Linked DNA regions of Mus musculus: region 2 is linked to region 1. The links are chromatin loops, found by intact Hi-C in ENCODE. Cell type or tissue: heart. All regions are shown on one strand. Links, peaks and the distances in the headings refer to the core of each region. The heading gives the core; the rest is flanking DNA.

The links. Peaks named below come from ENCODE experiments on the same cell type or tissue, not always from the same donor. Only the 100,000 strongest peaks of a DNase experiment are listed, where the experiment ranks them.
Region 2: a loop joins it to region 1, with 4 times the contacts of the local background. A loop is called at or near these places in 35 of 42 quality-filtered maps.

Annotation. Positions count from the first base shown.
Region 1 is chr4:14,821,237-14,833,276 of GRCm38, forward strand. Otud6b (OTU domain containing 6B) reads right to left here and starts at 5,177. Exons shown (of 7, transcript NM_152812.4): 1 at 5,055-5,177; 2 at 4,263-4,417; 3 at 1,456-1,536. The coding sequence starts at 5,136. In heart, for the core only: CTCF peaks have their summits at 5,260 and 6,231 (motif pointing left); a DNase peak (open chromatin) is centred at 5,335; H3K4me3 peaks cover 1,890 bases; H3K27ac peaks cover 1,558 bases.
Region 2 is chr4:14,916,419-14,928,458 of GRCm38, forward strand. No RefSeq gene overlaps it. Among named protein-coding and RNA genes, the nearest start is that of Gm11837, 8.2 kb to the right of the region's middle. In heart, for the core only: a CTCF peak has its summit at 5,767 (motif pointing left); a DNase peak (open chromatin) is centred at 5,753.

The DNA of each region.
Region 1 (12,040 bases), core at 1,575-9,574:
GTACACAGTAGCTTAGTTTTTAGAATTAAATAGGCTACCATTAGATGCTGTAATTAATAAGTATCAATAAATTTTTAAAATTATACCCCTGGCACAGAAACACCTGCTGATGTATAGAAGCAAGGTGACAGCTGCGGGACCATGACAAAAGAATGGCTATCATAGGTAGCCCTTCAAGACAGCAAGCACACTAAATGGTTCTTTGAAATCACAATGGCAATATTAGTCAAGAGTAAAATTCATACAATATAATAAATATTTGATTATTTGCAACTTAGCTGTCATATAAAAGGAGACTGTCTTAGGCCTTTGTAAAGGGAATATGATACTTAGCATGGTAAATATAAGTATTTGTTGACACTTCAGTTCTCCAGGCCTTGTATTTATGGTTCTGGACAGATTATTACTTAATACCCATGATAGTCCTCATAGATATTATTTTTCCTCACCTATTATTAAAACTGAATGGTAAGTCATGAGAGTACATGAAATTCAAACCATGCCTGGGGCTGGGGAGCAGCCTAAGGCCCTGTCTGACCCACTCTGTCAGACACTGACCTTCCATGCACTACTATGTACCAAAAACTCTGAACTATGCACTTAGAGCTTAGAAACCATGAACAATTAGTAAAATAGCATTCAGAACCAAAATGCTGAATTTTAAACTTCCTTTTCTAAGGTGGAAAGACTTACCGCCTCCTGCCAATTTCAGTATGCTAAGATCATTAACACATTAATTCCAATTAATCTAATGCTCTATCTGATTCCACATTCATTTTTGCTACATTATTTCTCCAGGGTACAATATCTTGACAAAACATTTATCTTTCCTTCAAATTATAACACATCCTTATCAAGTTCCCTTCTCTGCATTTTTAATGTTAACTATTTATATATATATATATGTGTGTGTGTGTATATATCTATGTGTGTGTATATACATATGTGTGTAGATATATTATATTTTATATAACATTATATAAATACCAACATAATTTTCTGAGAGCTCTGGGTCTCTGTGTGTTTTCTTGTACTTCTAAGTTCAAGTCTTCACTTCTCCCTGACACTCATTTATAAACAGGGTTTTGCATCAGTCTTATGATCCCACTCTTTGAAATTTTTAAATTAAGTCTACAATAAAACATTTGTTGAAGAAAAAACAGTCCTTAGCCTCCCTGATTTCTATAAGAATTGCAAACTAGATATCTTGCTTTTTATTTCTTATACCTATTAATTTCAATAAAGGCCAGGAAATAAAATCCTCTTCACAAGATTACTGTTGGGACTACATGAGATTTCAATGTAAGTAGCTTAGACTATTATCTGACATATGGTAAGAACAAGCCCCCTGACAAGGAACTCCAGTTTTTTCCTATTCATTTCTTATATAATACCTTCGAAAATATTAGCACACAACAGCACTAGCTTATATACATGGTGATATGATTTTCATACCCGTCTCTTTTGTGCTTTTGAAATCCGAGGTGGTTGATTCTCAAGTACCAAGTTTGAAATGTTAACAGCAACAGAATCTATCTGAAAGAACAAAAACATTAATAAAAAGAAAAAAAAAAGAGAAGGAATAAAAAAAAATCAACAAAAAATGTTTTAATTTATTGAAAGTGTTAGGCTACTAAATTGTTACTGAAAAGTTATGTATCCAATCCTTTTCTCCCCGTTTGAGCAGTAACATTAGACATAGGCTTAAATAGCATCCTTTGCCATCTTTCTCTCCTTCCATGAATCTGTAAAATCACAGCTCTCCCAACACTAGGCTCATCTCTGCACGCCTTCTGTCCTTCCTGAACCTACTCTATTACTCTAAATACCTTCCTTTCATGCAAGGACAGCCTTCCCGTCCGAGAATGCTCCCATATAAAATCCCTTGTGCTCATTACTACCTTCATATCCTACAGCTGACAAGTCACGACCCCATGCTAATTAGGCAAAACTTAATGAGCACTAACTAATTCTTCAGGTTAGAACAACTGAGCAATTTCTATCTTTGCCTAGCTACAAATTGGTAACATCAGTAATAATTACAAAGACAGTTATTATTGCTATTTAGTTACCATTAGTATAACTGAAAGTCAAGCTAGTTTTTAGTATGGTAAATATATAAAACAACCCAAAAGAGACACAGAAGTCTCCAAAGACTATATCCCAGGTGATAAACTATTAAAACTTCTGAGACTTCATCAACTCTATGAATCTTATTTTTCTTTTTTTTTTCTTCCAATTCTGATAAAACTATCAGCCATATTAACAAAGAACAGAAGAATTTGGGGAGAGGCCAATAAGTTTAATTAATGACAAAGAGAACAGTTTCAACCTGTAGAATTTGCATCATTGCAGGTGACAAAGAACTGTGAACCAAACTTTTCTTTGTCTTTGGAAATCTATGAAGGAAATCTTGACATTGAAGGCCTAAAAGAACACCTAGCTACTAGAAAACACAGGAAGGCAACTAGAAACACAAAATTAGCACAATGCTAACAGCACATGTCTAAACACAACAGCACACCTTGTTGTGTATGTGTGTGTATCTGCGTGTGTATGGGTGGGGGGGGAGGGGGGGAGAGAATATGTGCACATGTGCATACATGCCATAAGAGCACATGGAGGCATAGAAGTCAGGATAACTTGTTTGAGGCAGTTTTCTCTTTCTTCCATTTAGTTCCCTGGGTTCCAGGGATAGAACTCAGGTGATCAGGTTAAAAATCAAGCACCTTACCTAGTGAGCCACACTGGCAGCCACGATAAAAGTTTTCTTGTCACTTTCTTTTCTGCTGCTACTGTTGGGTTTTGAGATAGGGTCTTACTATGAAGCTCAGGCTGGCCTCAAACTCACAACCTCCATGAGTACCTCCTGCGTGCTGGGACTACAAGCATGTATCACCATGCTAGGCTAGAGAGAAAAGTATTTTAACAGTAAGAAAGGCCAGGAACATGGTGACTAAGAAAGGAAACCGAAGACTTTGACACTATACTTGGTACTCTGTGTAAATGGATACACAGAAACTGTTCCTTTGTCAACAGAACAAAAATGAATCCAAACTTACAGAAGACGAGAAGACGAGATCTTGCACAAAACTAAGAAAATTCCTATCTGGGCTGGAGAGATGGCTCAGCAGTTAAGAGCACTGGCTGCTCTTCCAGAGGTCCTGAGTTCAATTCCCAGCAACCACATGGTGGCTCACATCTGTAATGGGATCTGATGCCCTCTTCTAGTGTGTCTGAAGAGAACAAGGGTGTACTCATATACATAAATCTTAAAAAAAAAAAAAAAGGAAGTTCCTATCAACAGTTAACTGAGGTAACTGAGGTTGTAGACTATATGACCCTTCATAGCCAAAAACCAGGCAACAAATTACTAAATTATATCAGGGTATAACTATGAGTTTGGTTTTGAATTCTAGTGTTTGTCACCTCAAGAACTATTATGACTTCGGGACAAAATTCTTAATCTCTTTAAGCTGGTTTCCTACTGGACTCGTGTGATTATCTACATTACTTCATGGCTATTACCTTACAGTGTTACTGACAACTATATCCTTTGAACAAAGTAGCTGGTATACACATTAGGCAGAATGGTAAACACCAAGCAGATGCATGGAGCCGGGCATGGTGGCGCACACCTTTGATCCCAGCACTCGGGAGGCAGAGGCCGGCGGATTTCTGGTCTACAGAGTGAGTTTCAGGACAGCTTTCTCTACTTAACTATAATTTCATATTTATTGTCCCATGTGGAGAAATTTATTCTAGGGTTGATTAAGAAGCTTTGCCGAGGTTACAATCTCATTCATCAGGAGTTCCTGACGAGCAGTCTCGGCTGCCAACTTTCACTCAAGGCAAACCTTATCTGGCAATAACTTATACTTTACATGGTTATTAGGTTAAGGAAGTAGGCACTTTTTTGCTGTTCTTCCATTTAAAAAAAGAAAATCTGCCCATAAACCTGGTCACAAAAATACTAAAGAAATGTACAGCTAGGTGTGGTGGTGCATGCCTGTAATCCCAGCACTTGTGAAGTCACACCAGTAGGATCTGAAGTTAAAGTTCAAGGTTTAGCCTCTGCTCCAAATCCACATGGGTGACAGCCTAGACTACAAGGCACTCTGTCTAAAAAAACTAATGTCGAGGAAATGTGATGTGTGACTGTATGACTCGATTTCAGAATTTTGAGACCGTATTCAATAAGCAGTTCAACACACTCAGACAGCTGTTTGCTCGGGCTCAGAGACAAGCTTCGCTCCCCATACCTTACTGTCCTTGAAAGTCAATTGCTTCAATTGCTCCAGTTCTTCCCTGTGTTTTTGCTCCATTTCTCTTTCCAATTTAGCAACATCTTCCGTGAGCTGCTTCCTCCTCTTTTTGTCGTTTTTGGGAACAGCGTTCTTCATTCCCTGAATTTTGGCTAAAAAAAGTCATCAAAACAGCCGTGTCAGAGCCCCCGGACCAAAAAGCGAAAAGCAGTTAAGAGGGTGGGAAGAGGTACAATTATAGAATGTAAAGTAATTATAGAAGCAATTAATCATGACACAACAATCAGCTACGGAGAAAGGTCCGGATGAGGCTTGCGACCCAACGTAAACACAATCTCGAATTTGTTTGGTTTGACAGGGCAAAACCAAGGTTAAAAAACTATACTAAGGTAAAACTTCTGCCTTTTAAATATCTTTCTCTGTGACCGACAAGCCAAGGAGAAGCAATTCAGACCACACCACTAAGGCCAGGCGTCGGGATCGGGGGCAGGAATGGGAAGGGAGGAAGAGGAGGTCCAAGACTTTGGTCTCCAGGCACATCACTCAGCAGCAGCACGTGCACCGGACCCGCTAGGGGTCCACGGCAGGTCGCACACGGGGACATCTCCGGGGACTGCAAATAAGGGGGTCGAGGGAATGGGGAAAGCTGGAGAAGACTGATCAAAAGTTATCTGAGGGAAAGCCTAGACGGATCCAGGACGTGTGCCCGTCCAGGTACCAGAGGACACACTCCACGCTCCCAGCCTTGGGTGTGGACGCCTCTTACATTCCCAGCCCCTTTCCCGTCACCTTGCAGCTCCTTCTTCTCCTTCCGATGCCTTCTCACCAGCTGCTCCTCATCATCGAGCTCTTCAGCCACGACCTCCTCCATGACGACCAGGCGGCCCGGCACCCGCGCTGAAGGAGATCCGCACCTCAGGAGGGCCAGCACCTCCCACTCCTCAACCCTCACCCGGGGCGCCATTGGCCGCCGGGAAGGCCCAGCCCCGCCTCAAGGCGGCTCCGGATCCAGGTCTAACCACTGAAACCGGGAGACGCCGACATGGGCTAGGGCGCCTGCGCGCTCGGACCGCTCTGGGCGGCGCGCCGGAAGCTGGGATTGTGCGATTAAGGACGCGCCCGGCGCTGGAGCAACCGCAGCACAAAGCTACGCGCCAGGCGATTGGCCCTGACGGGGCGCACGGAGATGACATCACGGACGTTCTTTCGCACAGCTTTCAATTTGTGCTTTAGAACGCTCCGTAGTTGTCCTCTTTGCCAAAACATGTTGAAAAGATTTTTTTTTTAATTTTAATAAAAGCGTGGTTTGTTTTCAATGAGGATCTTTACGTTATATTAGTCATACACTAGGGAATGGTTTGTTTTTTGTTTTTTTACAATGTGGTAAAAGGGGAAACGCTAAGTAAGGAATGCCTACTCTTGAAATAAGTGATGAAAGAGATAAAAAAGGACTAAGCTTAGTAAAGTCCATTTGCTAAATTCAGTTGTAAAACGATTAACAGTGATGTCAGGGTGTTTTGAAGATTTGAGGCAAGATTTAACAAATGTAACTCGTGTGCCACAAAAACAAATTAGCAAAGGCAAACAAGAATGCTCACGGAATGGTGGCAGGAGTGGAAGACTCAGAGTGTTGGTCCAGTAAAATTTAAAAAAAAAAAAAAATCTCTATTTAGGGCTGATTGTGGTTGTGTAGGCCTTTAATCCCAGCACTTAGGAGGCAGGCAGGCAGATCTCTGTGAGTTTGAGGCCAGCCTGTCTACATAGGGAGTTCCAGGATGTCCAGAGAGTTACATAGGTGAGACCCTGTCTCAAAAGTCGATAGACAGGGGCTGGCGAGATGGCTCAGTGGATAAGAGCGCCAACTGCTCTTCTGAAGGTCCCGAGTTCAAATCCTAGCAACCACATGGTGGCTCACAACCATCCATAGCGAAATATGATGCCCTCTTCTGGAGTGTCTGAAGACAGCTACAATGTACTTTCATATAATAAATAAATAGATCTTAAAAAAAATAGATAGACAAACATATTCTTTTTTATATATAAATGCCTGAGACAGAACAAAACAAATGAAGTTGAAATAATATTTCTGGAAATAATTGAAAACTTATTTCCAGAGATGAATAATGAACTGCACCTACAACTGTATAAACCTGTAAGGGGTTGTATTAGTCAGGGTTCTCTAGAGTCACAGAACCTATGGAAAGTCTCTATATAGCAAGGGAATTTATTGATGACTTGCGGTCTGTAGCCCAAACTCCCCAACAATGGTGAGCAGCAGCTGTGAATGGAAGTCCAAGGATCTAGCAGTTGCTCAGTCCCACAAGGTAGGCAGGTGAAGAAGACAGAGTAAATCTTCCTTCTTCCAACATACTTATGGAAGTCTTCAGAAGGTGTGGTGCAGATTAAAGGTGTGTTCCACCACGCCTTTAATCCCAGATGACCTTGAACTCAGAGATCTCCCTATCTTAATCTTCTGGGATTCATAGCCACTATGCCTCAAGAGCTCCATGCCAAGATCTAGGTCAGAAACTTGCATCTCCCAGCCTCCAGATTAGGATCATAGGTGAGCCTTCCAATTCTGGATTGTTTTTCATTCCAGATATAGTCAAGATGACATCCAGGAATAGTCACTACAGGGATACATTTAAATTAATTTTGGTGAAGAGAAAAGAACAACTACACATATCCTGTTTTGTTTTGTTTAATTTCAATGTTGTGGGCGAGTGTTATACAAGTATCTAGACTAAGAAATCCAGTTATGACCTAAGATACTTTTCTTGCAACTCTAAAAAGCCAAAAAGCAGTGCAATAAAATCACAGAGAAATGTAATTTTTATATGAGAGCTGTATACCCTGCCAGGCTTAGAGACTGGAAATTTCTGGAGTTAGACTAAATACATTTTGCATTATGATGTGGACATCAGGCTATAGGGCCAGGAAGTGGAAGTTGGTTTGAATAAGAATGTACCCCCAAAGGCTCAGATATTTGAAGACGCGGTCCCCAGTTGGTGGTGCTATGTGGGTCGGAGCATAAGGTATTGCATTGCTGAGGAAAGTATGTCATTGGGGATGGGCTTTTGATTCCAAAAATGTGTCAGCCCAGTTTTCTTGGGGTTGTTAGTGATGTTTTGTTGTTTTTCTGATTCCATCCTGTGATTGGAGGCATAAGTCCTTAGACTCAGCTCTCACCATCTTGTTTCCACTCTACCATCATGGACTCTAATCCTGTGAAAACCAAATATGCCAAATAAGTTGTTTATTTTGTAAGTTGGCCTCATTGTAATATTTCATTACAACAACAGAAAACTAATTAATACAGCAACTGGAAGGAATTCTTAAATATTAAGGGTTAAGAAAATAAGTCAGTAAAGAACTTTCTCTGAATTTTTTTGCTTAATGATGTTGTGGTCTAAAAGGCGCTCCACAAACCACATGAACACTAATCTCAGTCAGATAGGGATGGTTTATTGAATACACACCGTATTATTGGTCAGAACAGGGACATGATTCAGAATGATGACAATGGACATCTTTCTCTGTCAGCTTATAAAGGAAAAAAATCACAAAAAAACACAATGAGTTCATACACAGGTGCAAGAAGTCCTTCCCAGTGGCCAGCTCTATCTCAAGCTATTTTAGACATAACAGTTTATACTGACCTCTGATTTCATAGGTCCTACAAAAGGCTTTGTGAAATTTCTTAAGATTGGCAAACCTCTCACAGAATATTCACAACATGAAGAACAAAACAGGGTATGTGGTCAGTATGTCCATGCACTGAGCCAAGTCACTTCTATATGTCAATGACTGGCAGGCATATTACAGCAACAATGTAAAATAGCTGCCAGACATGAAACAAAATGACTACAACTATGCTGGGGGCAGGTCATAGCAGGTGTTATAACACAACCAATCAATAACACCAACTGAAATGGCTAAAGTGAGGAAAAATCACATGAAATTTTTAATGGTATGAAAACTATTTAAAGGAATGACGCTTGGATCAATTTATATAGTATTGTATTTTATTAAAAAAAAAAGAGGAAGCAAGAGTATGTTTGATAGAGCCAGGTATCTTGAGGTAGAAGGGATGCCTCTGTGGGCCCATGCTGGGGCATCCCTTCCCAAGGCCGAGCAGGATTAAATGGAGGGGGACTGGGATGGGGAGAGAGGGAGAAGGGTCAAGGAGAGAAGGGACAGAGAATAAGAGCATAAGAGAGAGAAGAGGGGGCAAACAGCCTCTTTTATAGTGAGTCAGGCATACCTTGCTGTTGCCAGGTAACTGGGACATAGCCTAGAAGGAATGCTAACATAGAGGATAATAAAACTGAATGCAAATGAGTCTAAAATCTTTCAGTTTATATATTTCTAATTTCAAGATCTTGACATTCAGTATATTGAATAAATAAATGCTTTTTTATTCTTGCCATGTGGTAATGTACTTAGAGGCATACATAGTTAGGGAAATATATATATAATGCTTTGTCAGACGAATTGTTAGCAGGAAAGGACAGAGGTAGTCAGTTGGGGTGAAGGCCATTGAAATTCCCAAGTTTATGGGCTCCACACTGCTTCCTACCTGCTTCATGTTATGTTGTTTGTGGGCATGGTCATGAGAACATGAGAAATATCTCTTTAAGAACAAACCGAGGATGGTACGATGGCTCAACAGGTAAACTCTCTTATCTGAAGGCTGGTGTGTAAGTATGTGTATGCTTTTATTGATAGATTATATTTATGACTAATCATTTCATTTGTCCTATGTGGATAAATAGAAACATTTCCAGTAGTTAGAATATAAGCTGCAGTAATACAGTGAGGGTTGTTAATATTCTCTAGTGATCTCTCCTAAAGATGGTGCCACCTTTGTATTAGCATGAAGTCAATCAGCAAGAAATTATTGTTAAGATGCAGGTATTGTTTGAATTAAACCTAGGATTGTTTTCTTTCAGGATCACATGTGGATGATGCTTCCAATTAGTACAAAGCTTGAAAGTAAAGTAATGACAAGGATCTATACTCTGTAACCACTAGCCACGAAAATGAGGCTCAGAATGTTAATTGGCTTAGCACCAGATAATGAATAGCAAAACCCTGCTATTTCAAGGCTTGTTGGTGTCTTTCATCTGTACTATAACACTTAGGAAAAAAAAGGGATTGTTGTAAAACCAAGATTTAAAAAGAAACCCAAGATCTTGGGAGATTTTAAGTGATGAGTCAGAATTCATTAGATCACATAATCCAGAGCATAGTGAATTGTAGCAAAGAGCTAATGAGAAATAAGGGATTACTGTTGAATAACAACACCATTTCTTCTTGTAATAGTTACTTCTTTTTTGGAGAAAGTACAATACTAAGGCTAAGGCACTGAGTAATACAATTTTCATGTCTGGCTCTTATTCTCTGTGTAGCGTATCATGTGATGCTCTAATTTCATTTTGTTGAAAAAAATCCTTCAACTTATATTATAAAAGTAATATTGTAGTACCAAATTTTGGAAATCCTAAGAGTTCTCATAAGGTTACTTCACTGGTAGCTTTTTACCCAGACTGAAATTGGGTCATTAGTGGGCTTTATTTCAAGTAACATGGTAAATAGGTGTAAGAATGAAAGCACTGGAGAAAGAGAGAAAATAAAACAAAACAATTCCAATTTTATTACATTTATCCCATAAAAACAAGCAGAAAACTACAGTATTTAATTTTTAACAACACATTACAAATTACCGAGAATGAAGATTATGCCATTTTAAACTACCAACTTTATGTATAATCACTTGTCTAGTTAATACTGTTCTTAATACATACTTCTTCAGACAATCTCTATACTCTAGTCTTGTATAGCTACTATTCTAACTCTTTAATCTTTAAGGTATTTATAAGATGCTACATTGAGATTCCCTGGGAACCCAACAGCCACACTATCCAGGGAGGTTGGTAAATAAATGGAACTACAAAATATATCATCCACAGTGAGTTAACCCAGACCAGAAAGACAAATATGGCTGTATTTGTTATATGTGGATATTAGCTGTTAAGTCATTGTTAGCCAAGCTTCAATCCTTAGAACCACACAGAGAAGGCCCAGAGTAAAAGACTAGGGAGGGCAGTTAGCTATGCCTAGGAAAAGGAAGTAGAATAGATAGTAATGGGTGGAGAACGGAGGAGGAACTGGAATGGGAGGATGGAGTTGGGGGGGGGAAGGAGGAGGAGTGAGAAGGGAAATAGGAGAAGAGACAGCTAAAATTAAGGATCGCTTGAAATGTAGTATGGAAAGCTAACACAGTAGAAACTTCCTAAAATATATACACATACTAAGGGGATCTAAAAGAAATAGCCAAATGTAGTGGCTATTCCTGGTTGTCAACTTGATTATATCTGGAATGAACTACGATCCCGAATTGGAAAGCTACTAATCTGGAGGCTGGGAGATACACGTTTCTGACTTGGATCTTAGCATGGAGATCTTGGGGCATAGTGGTTATGAATCCCAGAAGATTAAGACAGGGAGATCTGAGTTCAAGGTTATCTGGGACGAAACAAGAGGCACACACCTTTAATCTGGGAAACAGCTTCAGCTGGAGACTTACATAAGGACATTGGAAGAAGGAAGATTCTCTCTTCTTCACCTGCTTGCTGTGTGGGACTGAGTAACTGCTAGATCCTTGGACTTCCATTCACAGCTGCTGCTAACCATTGTTGGAGTGTTTGACTACAGACGGTAAATCATCAATAAATTCCCTTACTATATAGAGACTACACATAAGTTCTGTGACTCTAGAGAACCCTGACTAATACAACAAATAACAGAGGAGACAGAGCCCCAACTGGACATCTCTTGCCACACACACACACACACACACACACACACACACACATCTCCAAATACTCAAAGTTTCATTTGGTGGTTTTATATATATATATATATATAAAATTAATTAAATCAAATCATTATATATATAATTAAATCAAATCATTATATATATAATTAAATCAAATTGGGTAATTGGCCAAAGAAGTCCAAGGAAATCCCCAAACAACCAGGCTATTCTTGAAACTATTGGTTGCTCTGCATAAACTGATGGCAAGTCCCCATTGCTGAAGACTACACTTACTTACTGAACATAGAGAAGTCGAGCTGCTGCCTCTCTAGAGCCACCACTTCTACAGGCTAGTGTTCTTGGTACCTGAAGGTACTCTGCACATTCCAAAAGTGAAATGTAAAAGTCAAACCAGCTCCAACACCTTTAATTGATAATGGTATCCTGCCTGTAAAATATGCTAGTGCAATCTTGGCACAAAGCTTATGGGAGTAACCAACCAATATCTGATTTGACTTAAGACCCACTCTATGAAATGAAATTTGTATACTACTTGAGTGACCAATAATTCAGGGATATAGAGTAAAGCCAAATACTATTGTTTTAAAAGACAATAAACCATAAAATGACTCCTAATGACATTCTTTTGTACTCATAGCTCAGGACGATGCCCAGCCATCATCAGAGAAGCATCCTTCTGCAGTAGATAAGAACAAATACAGAGACCCACAGCCAGATAATAACCTGAGACTGAAAGACTTCTGAACACTCAGCCCTAAATAGGATGTCTCCATCGAATCCTTCTTCTCAGGGATCAGAGAACCCTGCAGAAGAGGAGGCAGAGAAGTGTAAGAGCCAGAGGGATGGAGGACACCAAGGAAAGAAGGCCTTGTAAACACAGCAGGACTCACAGAGGCTTAGGAAGCATGCAAAGAACCTGTATCAGGTGGGGGGC
Region 2 (12,040 bases), core at 2,366-10,365, 96 kb after region 1:
CTGCTGCCGTACCTTTCTCTGGAACCCAGTTGAGTCACCGAATGAAGGAAAACACCACACAATCTTAGTTTAGAATCAACAGGTAACACAATTGCCGGGCACAGAAGCTACCATCCTAATTTTGTAAGCTGTTCTGTTAAACCCTGCAGTGGCGGATCCAATCTGCCACCTAAATGGGAGGGGGGTGTCCAGCTACCTACATTGTGGCTCCATGTTTCATTATCACAGTTCCTGCCACCAGGGTTTCCATGGTCCCCATGTGGCAGCTACCCTACTCCTACTCCTGCGGCAGATCCTGCTCACATTCCCAGCCATCCATCCGGTTGTTAGCTGTCATTGATCCCTGTAACCTGGCAAAATTGAAACTCTAGAGGCTTGTTATTCATCAGTCAGACTTATATCAGTGAATTTTCAACCACAAAACACCCACATAAAGAACTTAAAACTCAACTGCTATAAACACAAGCTGCACACTTAGATGGGACAAACACACCGTACTTACTATTTAATCACCTAAGAAGTCCCCAGTACTTATGGCTCCGAGGACTGCTTGGTTCTGGTTCCTCTTCCTCTCTTATAGATTCCATCTTGTCTCCTCATCTCCGTCTGCCTCTCTGTCTCTCTGTCTCTGTACTTGTCTCTCAAACTCTCAACCCACCTTCTTTTCCCACTGTCCAGTCACAGGCTTTAGCCTTAACTTGTGCCTGCCCTCACCTGCATAGAGACAGCAATCCACATCTCTGCATCAGTTGCTGGGTGAAGCCTCTCAGATGACAGTTATGCTAGGAGTCTTGCCTGGTTATAGGTGATAGCCAGTTCAGATCCCTTATCCCCTATTGCCAGGAGTCTTAGCTAGGATCACTCTCATAGATTCCAGGGAATTTCCATTGTCCTGGGTTTCTAGCTAGGATGTTTCTTTCCCTACAGTCTCCCCTTCCATCCCCTCTCCACCTCACCCCTCCTATTCCCACCCCCAACCATTCCTTGACCCAGTCCCCTCCCTCCACTTCTGATGTCAAATGTGTTTCCCCTTCTCAGATTCAAGCATCCTGCCTTAGCCCCTCATTGTTACTTAGCCTCTTTGGGTCTATGGATTATAGCATGGTTAGCCTATACTTTATGGCTAATAACTACTTATAAGTGAGTACATACCATGCTTGTCTTTCTGGGTCTGTGTTACCTCATGCAGGATGATCTTTTCTAGTTCCATCCATTTGTCTGAAAATTTCATGATTTCGTTGTTTTTAATAACTGAGTAGTACTCCGTCGTGTGAATTTACCACAGTTTCTTTATCCATTCTGAAGCTGCCTAGGTTGTATATAGTTTATGGCTATTATGAGTAAAGCTGCTATGAACATAGTTGAGCAAGTGTTCTTGTAGGATAGTGGAGCATTTGGGGGGTATATGTCCAGGAGTGGCATAGTTGGGTCTTAAGGTGGAACTATGCCCAATTTTCTGAGAAACTGCCAAATTGATTTCCAAAGTGGTTGTATATGTTTGAACTCCCACAAGCAATGGAGGAATGTTCCCCTTGTTTCAACATCCTCGACAGCATGAGCTGTTACTTGAGGTTTTGAGCGTAGCCATTTTGATAGGTGTAAGTTGGGATCTCAGAGTTGTTTTGATTTGCATTTTCCTTGTGACTTTGGATGGTGAACATTTCTTTATGTGCTTTTTGGCTATAAGAGATTCCTCTGCTGAGAATTCTCTGTTTACATCTGTACCCCATTTTTAATTGGGTTATTTATTTTGTTGGTGTCTAATTTTTTGAGTTCATTATATATTTTGGATATCAGCCCTCTGTCATGTGCGGAGTTGTTGAAAATCTTTCCCATTCTGTAGGCTGCCGTTTTTTCCTTTGATGCTGTCTTTTGCCTTACAGAAGTTTTGCAGTTTCACGAATTCCCATTTATCGTTGATCTTCGTGCCAGGGTTGTTGGTGTTCTGTTCAGGAAGTTGTTTGCTGTGCCAACGCTTTCAAGACTATTCTCTATGTTCTGTTCCTTTAGATTTAGTGTATCTGGTTTCAAGTTGAGGTCTTTGATCCACTTGGACTTGAGTTTTGTGTAGGGTGACAGGCATGGATCTATTTGCATTCTTCTACACGCAACCATCCAGTTAGACCAGCACCATTTGCTTTCTTTTTTCCTATTGTATAATTTTGGTTCTTTGTCAAAGTGTCTGTAGGTGTGTGGATTTGCTCCTGGTTCTTCATTTCTATTCCACTGAACTTGTCTGCATTTGTTCTGTAGTACAGCTTGAAATCGGGAATGGTGACACTACCAGAAGTTCTTTTATTGTACAGGATTGTTTTAGCTGTTCTGGCCTTTTGTTTTGTTTTGTTTATTTCACATGAAGTCGAGTACTGTTCTTTCAATGTTTGTAAAGAATTCTGTTGGAATTTTGATGGGACTTGTGTTGAATCTGTAGATTGCTTTTGGTAGGATGGCCAGTTTTACTATGTTAATCTTATGGATCCATGAGTATGGGAGATCTTTCCATCTTCTTTATCTTCTTTAGTTTCTTTCTTCAAAGATTTGAAGTTCCTGTCATATAGGTCTTTCACTTGCTTGGTTAGAGTTACACCAAGATATCTTATATTATTTCTGGCTATTGTGAAGGGTGTTGTTTCACTAATTTCTTCCTTAGCCCATTTACCAGTTGTATATTGGAGGGCTACTGCCTTTTTTTTTTTTTTTTTTTTTTTTGATTAATTTTATATCCAGCCCCTTTGCTGAAGGTTTGTTTTTTTTTTTTTTTTTTTTTTTAATCAGATAGAGGAGTTCTCTGGTAGAATTTTGGGGCTCACTTTTGCGTCCTAGCTAAAACTTCAAGTACTATATTGAATAGGTACAGATAGAGTGCCAGTTTTGTCTAGTCCTTGATTTTAGTGGAATTGCTTTAAGTTTCTGTCCATTTATTTTGAAGCTGGGTATCAGCTTAATGTGTATTGCCTTAATTGTGTTTAGATATATGCCTTGTATTCCTGATCTCTCCCAGACTTATATCATAAAAGGGTGTTGGATTTTTGTTAAAGGCTTTTCAGCATCTAATGAGATGATCATGTGGTTTTGTTCTTTCAGTTTGTTTATATGGTAGATTACATTGATCGATTTCTGTATGTTGAACCATCCCTCCACTTCTAGGATAAAGCCAACTTGATCATGGTGGATGATGTTTTTGATGGGTTATTGGATTCAGTTTGCAAGTATTTTTGCATCAATGTTCATAAGGATATCGGTCTGAAATTCTCTTTCTTGGACGAGCCTTTGTGTGGCTTCATAAAAGGAATTTGACAGTGTTCCTTTTGTTTTTATTTTGTGGAGTAATTTGAAGAGTATAAGTTCAGAGGCTGATTTCTGAGTTTATCCTTGTTGGATGGGTGGTTTTTGGACACCCCCTCCCTCCTTAGGTTCTATTTCCTCTCTCTCTTTTGGCCTGGAGTTCTAGTGGCTAGTGAGTTTTCAGGTCCAGGAAGGTGTGTCCTCTAGGATTTTGGATGCTGCCCTTGCCTCTGGGGTACCTAATACCAGTGTGGCCTGGAGTCTCAGGTGCCAGAGTGGCCTCCAGGAAAGCACATGGAGTTGTGGACTGGAAAATAAAATCCAGGGGATGGGGTGCCGTTTAAGTCTGTTGGGTGTGTATTAACGGGACTTTGTGGCCAAAGGCTTGGGGTGGGGTCTTGCTTGGTGTTCCTCGTACCTGTGGGCTTCCGAAAAACCGGGTAGAGCTGTGGAGTGCAGGGGACTGTGTAAAAACTGTTGGGTGTGTTTTTACGGGAATTTGGCAGACAGGGGATGAGAGGCGTGGATGGCGTTGGGGGCAGGGTTCTTATCTGGTGTTCCTGGTACAGTCATCGGCTGGAAAGTGGAGTGCAGGGAACAGGGTGCAGTTTACCACAGTTGGGTGTGCTTTAAGGGGACTTTGCCTTTACTTGCGCTTGGAGGCCCTGCCTGGACCTTTCCTGAGCTGGATGGAGGCCCTGTCTGGACCTTCCCTGAGCTGGATGGTTCTCTCCTGGGTTCCCTGCAGCCAGTGTCCCAGCTGCAGTGTGGCCTCTGCAGGTGCAGCAGGGCAAGAGCAATACTTGGTATTTTGAACTACAATATTTAGGTACATATTATAATCTAAGGTTAATGAAAAAAAAATCCAAATAGTACCTAAAAGCAAAACATGTAAAAGACTGGTATGGGAAGTGATCAAAACAAAGACACACCCATCCAAAAATAGTGCATGAAAATATTTACAAGTAAAAGCAAAAGACAAATTGGTGAAGGTATTTTTCAAAATAGTTGAATCTATCTCTGAGATGCAAGAAGGGTCTCAAGACATGAAGAAGCAGTTCCTAAGAGGAGAAATAAGCCAAGTGTGGTGGCACACAACTTTAATCCCAGCACTTGGGAAGCAGAGGCAGGTGGACTGTGAACTTTGTGCCAGCCTGGTGTATATAGCAAATCCAGGCCAGCCTGGGATACATGGTGAGAACCTGTCAAAAATAACAAACAAACAAATAAATAAATAAATAACATGAAACAAAATATAAATATCTTTTTTAAATGATATTTTAAATTTATTTTAATAATTTTTAAATTTATTTTTATTTTATTTTATTTTTAAATATTTTTTAAATTTTATTTTGTGTATATGAGTACACTGTAGCTGTACAGATGGCTGTGAGCCTTCATGTGGTTGTTGGGAATTGAATTTTAGGAACTTGTCTTGCTCTGGTCAACCCTGCTCCCTCTGGTCGACCCTGCTCGCTCCAGTCAACTCTGCTTGCTCAGTCCCTGCTCGCTCTGCCCCAAAGATTTATTTATTATTATAAAAAGTACACTGTAGCAGTCTTAAGACACACGAGAAGAGAGCGTCAGATCTCATTACGGGTGGTTGTGAGCCACCATGTGGTTGCTGGGATTTGAACTCAGGACCTTCAGTTAAGCAGTCAGTGCTCTTTCCTGCTGAGCCAGCTCCTGTTTTTTATTTTTAACAATAAAATATAAATGAATAAAAATATAAATTGTTTATCGTTTGAACCTAGTCACAGCATAAACAATACAATCCTTGTTTTTTGATCTCCTTTAGGGAAAGTATATGTCTAAACTCTAAACACTAAGGAAAAAATAAAAAAAGTTTTCCTCTGGATGATGAGAGACTGATTTAAACATTTTTAAGGGGGCTGGTGAGATGGCTCAGTGGGTAAGAGCACCGGACTGCTCTTCCGAAGGTCAGGAGTTCAAATCCCAGCAACCACATGGTGGCTCACAACCATCTATAATGAGATCTGATGCCCTCTTCTGGAATGTCTGAAGACAGCTACAGTGTACTTACATATAATAAATAAATAAATCTTAAAAAAAAAAAAAAAAAAAAGGAATGCCAGGGCCAAAAAGGGGGAGTGGGTGGGTAGGGGAGTAGGGGTGGGTGGGTATGGGGGACTTTTGGTATATATAGCATTGGAAATGTAAATGAGCTAAATACCTAATAAAAAATTAAAAAAAACATTTTTAACTACATTAATAGTTGAAAATTTCAAAATTTGCACTTACAAGTCAGTAAGTATGATATGAACACACATACCATACTTTCATTTAGATTTTTATACATATTAAAGCTTGGTCTTAAATCACCACAAATTTGCCATCAGTTCTAAATTGTGAGACCGTATGCCCTATATTATCACTTCTTTTTTCTGTGTGCAGCATGTCTCAGTGCCCAGTGAGCCTGGGGCTGGCATGTTTGCAGAAAGACCGCCTCCTAGTGCCTAATGCACAAACAAAGGACTCGATCGCCCCCTGCTGCTCAAAGTGCTAAAGGTCCCATTTGCTTTAGAGGGGAAAATGAACTTTTGACTAGACATTTTCTTTTAAAAAGTATTTTATTATTGGGATGTGTGTGTGTGTGTGTGTGTGTGTGTGTCTGTGTGTCTGTGTGTCTGTGTGTGTCTCTGTGTGTGTGTGTGTGTCTGTGTGTTCGTTCATGTGTCATGATGCATGTGGTGGGGTCAGAGGACAACTTTGGGAGTCAGTACTGCTCCTCATGATTCTGTGGCTCGGCTCCTGAGATCTAACTTGTGCAGCAAGCACTTCTACCCACCGAGTCATCTCACCAGCTCTGATTAGGTTCTTCTGAGAATCTTTTGTGAACATATCTGTTATTTTAGGAGAAAAGAAAAGAATTTAACAATGACACAGGCAAGTGCTTACTGTTCTAATGCCTCAAAACATGCTGTGCATTTACAGGAGGTAAGGAGGGAAACGTGCTCCTTTCTGTTTTACAGAGAGCACGGACATGCTCTCCCGGAGTCCTTCCAAGGCTGATTTTAAATCACTCTACAAAGCAATCACTGCTAGGTGATTCTGATATGTGTCTGTTTAAAATACTGTGTACCAGATTGACCCCCCTCCCCATACGTGAATATATATTCATATGTGTGTGTGTGTTTGTGTATATGTATGTGTGTTCATGTATGCACACATTAAATGTCCACCACACCCATGAGATTCTGAAGAGGGTAAGTTGGTGAAGACCACTAAATGACAGCAGTTTTCAAAGCTCACCTCCCTTCTACTGTATGAGATTTTACTGCACTTCACATTTTAGTTAATGACTTTGGGTCTTATGTCCTCTTTTTATCGAAATTAATGGGAATGTTAATTGAAAGCTTTTCCAACATAATAAAGCTCAAAAATGTATTGAAATATACAACCACATCAAATATAAATTATTTAATTTATTTAACATATTTTCTTTTAATAACTAAATAGTAGGAAGACTGAGTGGAAATATTGTTAGGTATGAGAAAACTGACATGGATTGAGCCTTAAACAATATAACTGAATTTATTTTTTTTGTAATGGTACTTAAAATAGTTATGGAAGAGCCCAACATGCTTAAAAACAAGTCTGTAAATGTCTTCAGTTAATTTTACATGCTGACTTAGACATTTAAGTTTTATCCTGTTTATATTTTGCTAAATGTGCGCCACTTGAATTGAAATGCTCTAGACAGTACTGTGTCAGATGCAGCTAATGACGTGTCCTATGGAGGGTGTATCATTTGCCACTTTTTTTTCTTTTTTTTTAATTAGGTATTTTCTTCATTTACATTTCCAATGCTATCCCAAAAGTACCCCCATACCCTCCCTCCTCCCCTCCCCCTCCCACTTCTTGGCCCTGGCGTTCCCCTGTACTGAGGCATATAAAGTTTGCAAGACCGATGGGCCTCTCTTTCCAATGATGGCCAACTAGGCCATTTTCTGATACATATGCAGCTAGAAACATGAGCTCTGGTGGGGGGGGGGGTGTTACTGGTTAGTTCATATTGTTGTTCTACCTATAGGGTTGCAGACCCCTTTAGCTCCTTGGGTACTTTCTCTAGCTCCTCCATTGGGGACCCTGTGACCCATCCAATAGTTGACTGAGCATCCACTTCTATATTTGCTAGGCCCTGGGAACTCACATGATATGTACTCACTGATAAGTGGATATTAGCCCAGAAACTTAGAATACTCAAGATACAAGATACAATCTGCAAAACACATGAAACTCAAGAAGAATGAAGACCAAAATGTGGACACTATGCCCCTTCTTAGAATTGGGAGCAAAACACCCACGGAAGGAGTTACAGAGACAAAGTTTGGAGCTGAGACGAAAGGATGGACCATCTAGAGACTGCCATACCCAGGGATCCATCCCATAATCAGCCTCCAAACGCTGACATCATTTGCCACTTTTGCAGGTAGAGTTTTGATCTACTGCAGCCCTGTTTTGTCAAGCTTTGGCTGAGGTAGCTTTCTTTATTTTTTTGGTTTTTCGAGACAGGGTTTCTCTGTATAGACCTGGCTGTCCTGGAACTCCCTTTGTAGACCAGGCTGGCCTCGAACTCAGAAATCCGCCTGCCTCTGCCTCCCAAGTGCTGGGATTAAAGGCGTGCGCCACCACGCCGGGCTCTGAGGTAGCTTTCTAACAGACTCTGCTAACGTTGAATTTTTTTTTGAACACTTTGAGTGCCCTATTCCTGTTCAAATGTTTGGATTTAAACTATGGAAATGAATTAGAAAGAAGGCTTAGTGGCTAAGAGTACTAACTCTTCCAAAGGCCTGGAACCTGTTTCAGTACACAGGTTTGCTCACCCATGTTGAACAACTCATGAGCACTCTTTTCTGCCCTTGAGAGCACCCACATGCCTGTGTGAGCATGCATGTGCAAGTGAACATACACAAGTAAAAATATTAAAACTATCCACAGCTCCCTAGTGTATCAATAACATGTTCTTAAAACCTTGGGATGTCTGGTATTTCCATACCAAGTACGTCTTTGGCTTAGGTGTTGGGCATCTGAGCGATCTTGGAGACTTTTCAGACTGAAGCCTTTTGTAACAGGGCATGCGTGACAGAAGCCCATGTGATGCTTTTCTTCTGGTCTCTTCAGTCACGCTTGCTTTATTCATTATATGTAGCTCCCTCTCTGCCTACCGCCTGCCTGTCATCCACAAGTCTCTGTTCACATCTTCACAGTCAATGGGGATGTCAGACTGTGGTTTCCATTCTTGTCACATGATACCGAGTTAACTGTCAACGTGAATGCTTTAGTCGTATTGCAGTCGAGACCAGAACCACTGAAAGGTTTTCTGCTTATGAATCCTTTTCTCCTGAGAAATGTTCATGATACTGACTCTATAGGTATATAGAGTAAATTCACAAATAAAACATTTACTGACGTAAAACATGAAGAATTTTATTTTAAAACACATAAAAATTTACCATTTATTAGTGAGGGAGTGATTTTCACATTAATGAGATGGATGTGCTTGTTTTACATAAAATTTAAAACTTGAATGTTTGATAATGCATGCCACAGAACATCAACATTTTCTTTTCTTTCTTTTTAAAAAAATTATCTTTAATCTTTTTTGCAGTCCAGCTGTTATCCCCCTCCTGATCCTCCCTCCAGCAGTTCCTCATCCTATTCCTCCTCCCCCATCTCCAAAAGGATGTCCTCAACATTCCCCCCACCCCAAGGTCTCCCCACTCCCTGAGGCCTCAAGTCTCTTGAGGGTTAGGCGCATCTTCTCTTACTGAAGCCAGATCAGGCAATCCTCTGCTGTACATGTGTCAGGGGCCTCGTACCAGCTCGTGTATGCTGCCTGGTTGGTGGCTCAGAATCTGAGAGATCTCGCAGTCCAGGATAATTGAGACTGCTGGTCTTTCTATGGGGTTGCCCTCCTCCTCAGCTTCTTCCAGCCTTTTCCTCATTTAACCATAGGGGTCCTGACTTCAGTCCATTGGTTGGGTGTAAGTATCTGCATTTGTCTCAGTCAGCTGCTTGTTGGGCCTCTTGGGGGGGCAGCTAGGCTCCTGTCTGTAAGCACACCATAGCATTAATAACAGTGTCAAGCCTTGGAGCCTCCCCTTGAAATGGATCCCAAATTGGGCTGGTCACTGGACCACCTTTTCCTCAGTCTGTTTTTTTTTTTTTTCCATTTTTGTCCCTGCAGTTCTTTTAGACAGGAACAATTCTGGGTCAGAGTTTTTGCCTATGGGATGGCAACCCATCCCTCTACTTGATGCCCTATATTTCTACTGGAGATGGACTCTACAAGTTCCCTCTCCCCACTGTTGGACATTTCATCAACTGCCTTTGAGTCCTGAGAATCTCTCACTTCCCAGGTCTCTGGTACATTCTAGAGGGTCCCCCACCTCCCAAGGTTGCATATTTCCATTCATTCTGCTGGCCTTCAGGGTCTTACTCCTGGCCCCCCAATACCTGATCATGTTCCCCTTTTCCCCTCCCTTCTCCCACCAGAACATCACCATTTCTAGTCGATCATATTTGACTCCATTATTGTCAATACTGACAACAGAATGCTGGCTTGCAGAATTACATAGTACAGCATGGCAGAAATATACTAAGAGTCATTTCAAAACTTGCCAATTTTGTCCTACTATGAAGACAAAGTATTGGCTTGTGTGTGTTGTATGTGTGTGTGCAGGTGTGTGCACTGGTCCACACCAAGACACAGAATGGTGTCAAGCATCTTGCTCTCTTACTCTCTACCTTATCCGTTTGAAACAGGGTCTCTCACTGAACATGGAATTTGTATTTTTTGTCTAAGCTGGCTGGCCACCAATGGCAGCAATCTTTCTACACCCTCCCCTGCCCAGTGCCCCAGTGTAGGGGTTAAAGGAGCACTTGGCAACTCCTGGCTTCTATGTGACTCCCAAAGATCTAAATTTAGGCACTTATGCTTAAAAAATAAGTGCTTTCTGTTCATTAAGTCACCTCAGCAGCCTGTGAATAATGTTCTATACAACTCTATCCAGCAACTCAAAATGTAAAATAAAAATTATAATGCAATATAATTAAAATACATTTATTTTATGCATGCTCCCTAGCTATTGTATACATAAGAGCAGAAAACTTTAATATTACTTTTATGGGGATGTGTTTATGTGTTGGTTTGTGTATCTGAGAGCTCATGTTTGGCAAGACCAAAAAGTATCAGACATGAAGCTGGAGCTACAGGCAATTGTGAATTGCCTGCTGTGGCTGTGGGTGTACTGGGAACTGAACCCAGGTCTTCTGCAAGAGCAGTACATGTTAATTGCTGAACCGTCTCTCCAGTCCCCCACAGCAGAAAACGTTTCTGTGCAGTAAAAGAACAAGAACCCAAAGCACACAGCAGTCTAGATCATTGACATGTGTGCCTTTATGGCCTGCAGAGTGCCGTGTACACACGCTGTGCTCAGAACCGACGCTACGGTAGAGCTAACCATTCACCACGGGTGAGTACTACCAGACACGCCTCAGATAGTATTTCATTGTGAAAGAATTTTTGGTCATCATGCATTCAATTTGCACTTGCTGTTGCCAACTGTTTTCAGCCCCCACAGTTAGCTGGGTGACGAATGGGTTCCAGCGCACATCTTGAGAATCTGGGCTCTAGACTCACAGCTCTTTGCTTCTGCTGGGACATCTGTCCTTTTCAGTTTTAGATCTTCCTTTCCCTTTATTCCCGAGTCCTGTGCCTCCTCAGAGAAACCAGAAAGCTTTATTTTTATGTTCACCGCAGTGCCCAAGTCAATAGTTTCTAACTCCTCATGCCTCCTCATGCCCTCTGCATCTGTCCGTGCTTGCTCTTAGCCACATGCACTTTCTTTCAGGAACACACTTGTTTGTACAAAGGTTTCTTAAGCATCACTTGGGTGTCTGTAAAAAACATCTGTCTTACTTTGGGTCCTTCCTACCATCTCCCCAATTTCTTCCCCACCCTTCCACTTTCCAGATGATCACATTGAGCCTTAAATCCTTTAATGCATTTTGGTATAAAAGAATAAAAGATCTTTCATCTTTATTTAATGTGCCACAACAAAGCAATCATTTGTATTTTATGCTTCTGTAGGATTGAATTGCTGTTATTCATATCGATTCCTGTTTCATTTATATGTGTGTGATATATATTACATAATTATATACAATATATAATAATTAAATATATATCCATTTGTATTTCTATGAGTATAACTTTCTAATGGATAAAACATTATTTTATGCTTGAACATTCTCTCAGACCTTACTTTTCCTCCAGGGCCTTTTATGGGCCTTTCTTTTTTTTAACCTCTGACCCTCCAACAGTGTCTTTCTTTGTAATTCTTTGATTTCATAGGAACACTTCCACTACCTATACCACACTCTACTTGTCAGCTCATGGGTCTTGTTCCCTTCTGGTTAGATGTGCTTTAGCCTTCAAATTAGGGAAAAAAGAACTTCAATTAAATGAGTAAAATTTGTTATTGCCCTGAATTTTCAGTGATTCAGGTACAGTGGCTTTCTTTGGAAATGTGCAAGTTTTTCTTAAAGTTTCTTAAACTGCTCTATTTTTCTTAATTCTCCAATTTATAATGCTTATGAAATATGTGTATGCGTATGCTATATTGTACTAGTGTACATTTTCTGTATAACTTTTGATATTACAAACTAAACATGCCATTATAGTCTCATCTATGTAAGTCTCAGCTTAACTCATTTCTGTTCCCAAGCC